Regions from separate parts of the Homo sapiens genome. Here region 2 is linked to region 1. A link is an interaction called in ENCODE POLR2A ChIA-PET data of the cell type or tissue named here. Cell type or tissue: GM12878. All regions are shown on one strand. Links, peaks and the distances in the headings refer to the core of each region. The heading gives the core; the rest is flanking DNA.

Region 1 (2,914 bases), core at 87-2,586:
ACCTGGTGGGGAATATTCCAGCCTGGGAACAGCTTAACATCTGGTGTCTGTATGAGTTACCCCTGAACTCACTGGAACATTCAATGGAGGGTTTCCCTTTGTGTTGCCACAAATTTTATTTCAGTGAAGATGTGCTGGTGAGAGTTTCAGCAACGTTTTAGCCTGAACAGTGGAATTATAGAGTAAGTCTGGGATCAATGTGAAGGTATATTGTGTTCCAGGCTCTTTCGATCTCTTTGCAATGATCACGGTAATATCACTTCCTGCTTCACCACGATGCTTTTACTTTCTTGTCTATCACGTGCCTTCCCTGGCTAGAAATTAGCTTCATGAGAGTAGGGGATGTGTCCCTTTTGTTCACTGCTGTATCTCTGGCTTCTAGAACATGGTAGGTGCTCAATGTGTATTTTCTGAATGAATGGCTCTATAGGTGGTTAAAAGAACCACCTCAGAGATATGCCCAGTTACTCTGTTTTTCTTCTTTCCTTTCCAGCTATTTTCATGTGCGTTATCTTAAGTGCATACAATTTGAAGTGCGCTAGAGAGACTTCATGGAACAAGAATAGGCTAAGTAGAGTCACAGTTGTCGAGCTTTGAAGATTTTTCTCTTTCCCACTGTGGGTAACAGAATTGTGTCATCGGGTCAGTGAGAGAGACTGTAAAAATATTAAGGAGGGACTTGAATTAACCTGGGGGGCCCCAGAAGGCGGAATCACACTTAGTGGTTTCACAATGTGAATTTCTGTTTGCAGGGCATGCTGTACCAGATTAATGTTCACAGGTTGGATTTGCTCCCAGAAATAAACCCATTAATCTACTGCTAAGCAGAGAGCGGAGTTTCTATTTTTTTCTATTTTGTTTTGCCCATCCCCACCACCCCTCCATAGCCCTCCCCAAATGCCCCAAAATCCAGGTTCTCAGAAGGCTGTGACATTAAAGGTCAAAGCTTTTTTTTTTTAATTTTTGACTTTGATTTACTAGGAAAAGTTGATCAGACTTACACCTTGAGGTTTTCCATTTTTGATTGATTTTGAAGTATCATTAGAGCTCAAATAGAGCCAAAAAAAAAAAAAAAATGAAAAAACGAAACGTACCCATTGTCAGGGAGGGAAGGAGGTTACCAAATGCACCTCTAAGTTTTGTTTTTTGAAATATGTGTATCATTTCAAACAGAAATTACTCCCTTGGTGAACATTTTGGTTTGTACTTTCAGAGTTTTCAATGTATAGATAGGAGCAGAACTTCAAATGTTTAGTAAGGAAGACAAGGTCAGCAGAGTTTCTGGCTGTCCAAAAGCAGCGCTCTCAGCTATGGCCTGTGGCCATCTTCTCTCTGGGCAGAGACAAGTCTAACTCTCTGATGCTCATATTTATGAGCTCATTTCACATCTCAGGGGGCAGTCTCAGTAGATGATGTTACTGTTCACCTGCTCCCAGGTAAGAGTCCGAGAACCTACCAGGTGCATATAGGAAGTTGTGCTGTTACTTACCTAACAACCCCTGTGAGCCAAGGTGTTCTGCCCTCCCTGCAGGCTGAGCGCTTTCTCTAAGATGCCTATACCTGTACTAATAGTGACTCAATTCTCCCCTTTCCCCCCGCTTTGCTGCAGACCATAAAACCATGGGAAACGCAGAAAGTCAACATGTAGAGCACGAGTTTTATGGAGAAAAGCATGCCAGCCTGGGGCGCAAGCACACTTCCCGCTCCCTGCGCCTCTCGCACAAGACGCGGAGGACCAGGCACGCTTCCTCGGGGAAGGTGATCCACAGGAACTCCGAAGTGAGCACCCGATCCAGCAGCACCCCCAGCATCCCCCAGTCCCTGGCTGAAAATGGCCTGGAGCCCTTCTCCCAAGATGGTACCCTAGAAGACTTCGGGAGCCCCATCTGGGTGGACCGAGTGGACATGGGCTTGAGACCTGTGTCTTACACTGACTCTTCTGTCACTCCCAGCGTAGACAGCAGCATCGTCCTCACAGCAGCCTCTGTGCAGAGCATGCCAGACACTGAGGAGAGCAGGCTTTACGGGGATGACGCTACATATTTGGCTGAGGGAGGCAGGAGGCAGCATTCCTATACATCCAATGGGCCCACTTTCATGGAGACGGCGAGCTTTAAGAAGAAACGCTCCAAATCTGCAGACATCTGGCGGGAGGACAGCCTGGAATTCTCACTCTCTGATCTGAGCCAAGAACATTTAACAAGCAACGAAGAAATCTTGGGTTCCGCCGAAGAGAAGGACTGCGAGGAGGCTCGGGGGATGGAAACGCGGGCGAGTCCGCGGCAGCTCAGCACCTGTCAGAGAGCCAATTCCTTGGGTGACTTGTATGCTCAGAAAAACTCTGGAGTGACAGCAAACGGGGGGCCGGGGAGCAAATTTGCAGGCTACTGTCGGAATTTGGTGTCTGATATTCCCAATCTTGCAAACCATAAGATGCCACCAGCTGCTGCTGAAGAGACTCCTCCGTACAGTAATTATAACACACTTCCCTGTAGGAAATCTCACTGTCTCTCTGAAGGTGCCACCAACCCACAAATTAGCCATAGCAACAGCATGCAAGGCAGAAGAGCTAAAACAACTCAGGTAAAGTGATTGAAATTTGTTTCAATATTTTGGGAATGGTGCATGACTCTTTAAGTGCATGACTTTGCTCTTAGAAGATTTCCATCTTTTAATCGGGTTTTACCCTGTTTGCCTGGTAGTTGCTGCAGCTGGTGCTGTTTTGGGAGGATTTCTCTCTCTTCTGCTTTGCCCCTCTTAGAGTTCTGTGGTTAAGGGGTGGGGATTAAGGGAAGTGTGTGGGGGGAGTGGCGATGTGATAGGAGTGGGAAAAAAGCTAGTAAGTTCATATTGGGAAACTGCTTCTACATCTTAGTTCTTCAACAGCATCCCACTTATTCAAGCTTCCTTTCTA
Region 2 (2,914 bases), core at 252-2,751, 60 kb before region 1:
TTCGAGACCAGTCTGAGCAACATAGCGAGACCCCATCTCTACAAAAAATAGAAAAATTCACCACAGGTTATCACTCATAAGTGGGAGCTGATCAATGAGAACACATGGACACAGGGAGGGGAGCATCACACACCTGGGCCTGTCGGGGGGTGGGGGTCAAGGGGAGGGAGAGCATTAGGACAAATACCTAATGCATGCGGGCCTTAAAACCTAGATGACGGGTTGATCGGTGCAGCAAACCACCATGGCACATGTATACCTGTGTAACCAACCTGCACGTTCTGCACATGTATCCCAGAACTTAGAGCAAAATAAAAAAAAAAAATAATAATAAGCCAGTCGTGGTGCCGTGTGCCTGTGTTCCCAGCTACTCAGGAGGCTGAGGTGGGAGGATCATGTGAGCCTAGGAAGCTGAGGCTGCAGTGAGCCGTGATTGTGCTGCTGCTTTCCAGCCTGGGCGACAGAGTGACACCTTGTCTCAAAAAATAAAATAAAATATGTACGTGTTAAGTACAGGCACAATCATTTCTTGATTTATTTTGAATATTTTTGATCTACGGTTGGTTGAGTCCACAGATATGGAAGCCATGGATACTGAACCCGTGGATAGGGAATGGCGACTGTAGTTACAACATGTACCATGTGGGAAGGTGATTGTTACAGTGGAGGCCCTTGAAGCAAGGAAGTGTTGGGTGTTTGAGCTTTTGAACATAGGGGAGTTAGGAAGGCCCCACTGCATGGGTGACATTGGAGCCAAGATGGCAAGGGGTTGAGGAAGCGAGCCCTGTGCTGACAGAGGGAGCATCGAGGCAGAGGGCAGAGGGCTGGGCTGGGCATGTTGGAAGTTTGGGTGGAAAGAGCAAAGTGGGAGAGCCAAGGAGATGAAGACAGAGGAGGGTCGTCAGGGCAGGGTCTGCGGGACTGCTGGTGAGATGGGAAGCCTTTGAGGGTTGTGGATAGGACTAGGGAGACACGATCTGGTTTAGGTCCATAGGTTCTCCCTGACAGCTGCGTTGGGAGGAGACTACGCACCATTTCATGTGGACCATGGTTCTCAGTAAGCCTGTGTTTGGGCATCGATTAGACTTTCTTATTGCTCACACAGTCTGGATCCTACTGGTGCAGGGTGATGGTGGGGTGGTCTTTATTTTTGCAATTTCTCTAGGCACAAATCTTTTTTCTTCTTTTCTGTTTTCTTTTCTTTCCTTTTTTTTTTTTTTTTTTTGAGATGGCGGCGTTTCACTCTGTTGCCCAGGCTGGAGTGCAGTGGCACATCTCAGCTCACTGCAACCTCTGCCTCTCCTGGGTTCAAGCGATTCTCATGCCTCAGCCTCCCAAGTAGCTGGGATCACAGGTGTGCATCACCACACCAGGCTAATTTTTTCTATTTTTAGTAGAGATGGGTTTTGCTATGTTGGCCAGATTGGTCTCGAACTCCTGACCTCAAATGATCTGCCCACCTCAGCCTCCCAAAGTGTTGAGATTACAGGCATGAGCCACTGCGCCCAGCCCACAGATCTCTTTCTTTATAGAAGATGAAGAAAGGGACTTTTTATCCTATAAGGGTACTTAGCTGATGAATTCTAGAATGAGTTCAAGCGTGGCTAAAAAATGCTTGAAGATAATTTCGGGTTCTCTGCAGCCCAGTGTTTCATTTACCTTCCAAACAGAAAGCTCCTCCTCCCTGCACATGCTCTGTGTTGCCCCCTTGCCTTGCCTGTGAGCAGATTCGACCGTCTTTTCCATTGATCACTTCCCTTTTTGGCTCAGGCTGCTCCTCTGGGGTTTTAGTTCTGAAATAAGTGAACCATTTGTCATATCTGCTTCCTTCTCACTGGAGCCGCATGTTAAATCGCGGCCGGAACACATCTGTCAGATCTCTGAGCTTTTCAAAAATGCAAACCTGAACGTTTTGGCATATGACCCTGTTAGCCTGTTTTAAGTGGCGTGTGGTAAACTTGCCCACAGATGTTAGTATACCCGTCTACTTTGAACAAAATAATAATAACTTTCACATCTGGTCCTCTTTTCATCTAGGGATCTTAAAACCCCAAGTGCACATTAGTTAAACCTCACATCACTGGAAGGTAGGGAAGGGATGGAGGGCAATCGCTTTAATCACCACTGCAAGAAACTTAGGGGGATTGCCCCTGGGTAACAAATGCCTTTCATCTAGCATCTTAAATACTTCCCGAGTATTACCTGGTGGGAAGTGTATGATCACGCACATCTGCAGGGCGTGGGGAATACCCTGAGATACTAGGGACTTGCCCTATCTTTTTGTTGTTGTCATTGCAGAAGCCTTCTTTCTTTCCAGTTCATGGGCTTTTACCACTTAATATGGATTATTTGGAGTCTGATGGTGTGCACTGAAGGATGGTATTGTTAACTGGTAAAGCTGTTTGGTTTTCTTTCTATCTTTTTAGTTTGGGATACAGATAGGCAGGAAGTTCCTTTGAAAATTTCAGCTGCCTTCCAAGCTGGTCACTGGGGATTCTCCATGAATGCCATAGTACTCCCCTTCCCTCTAAGAGTCTCTTCCCAGAAAGTCTCTCAGGTGAGCTGGGACAACAGGAAGACAGGAGAGGACCATAACTTTGATCAGAGGACAGAGTGGCAGCTGCTCAACTCCATTCCTAGAGAATGGGGCATTCTATAAGAAAAATGGAACAGAACAAAACCAAACAAAATCAGGACATGTCATTAATAGGTGAGGAATTCAGTGGCTCACCTGCGGGAGGGGAGTTGGGGTCTCGCTGGGGTCAGGGTGTTCAGATGCACAGCAGTTTTGCTCCAGGGGGACTCTGCCTGACAGTGGAAAAGCAGAGGCCTCAGCAGGGTCTGGAGGGTCTGGAGGGCGTGAGAAACACGGTTGGTTTGCAAAGGGATGCTCTTCTTCAATTTTAAATGTAAT

Evidence for each region. ChIA-PET counts read pairs that join two places held together with the same protein. Peaks named below come from ENCODE experiments on the same cell type or tissue, not always from the same donor. Only the 100,000 strongest peaks of a DNase experiment are listed, where the experiment ranks them.
Region 2: POLR2A ChIA-PET joins it to region 1 with 6 read pairs; 4 of 35 experiments call an interaction of 5 or more read pairs at or near these places.

What each region holds. Positions count from the first base shown.
Region 1 is chr21:31,265,679-31,268,592 of GRCh38, reverse strand. TIAM1 (TIAM Rac1 associated GEF 1) reads left to right here. Exons shown (of 28, transcript NM_001353694.2): 4 at 1,610-2,583. The coding sequence starts at 1,621. Among named protein-coding and RNA genes, the nearest start is that of TIAM1, 77 kb to the left of the region's middle. In GM12878, for the core only: no CTCF peak of the experiment used is centred there; no DNase peak of the experiment used is centred there.
Region 2 is chr21:31,325,955-31,328,868 of GRCh38, reverse strand. The region is part of intron 2 of TIAM1 (TIAM Rac1 associated GEF 1); the gene reads left to right. Among named protein-coding and RNA genes, the nearest start is that of TIAM1, 17 kb to the left of the region's middle. In GM12878, for the core only: no CTCF peak of the experiment used is centred there; a DNase peak (open chromatin) is centred at 1,768; H3K4me3 peaks cover 685 bases; H3K27ac peaks cover 734 bases.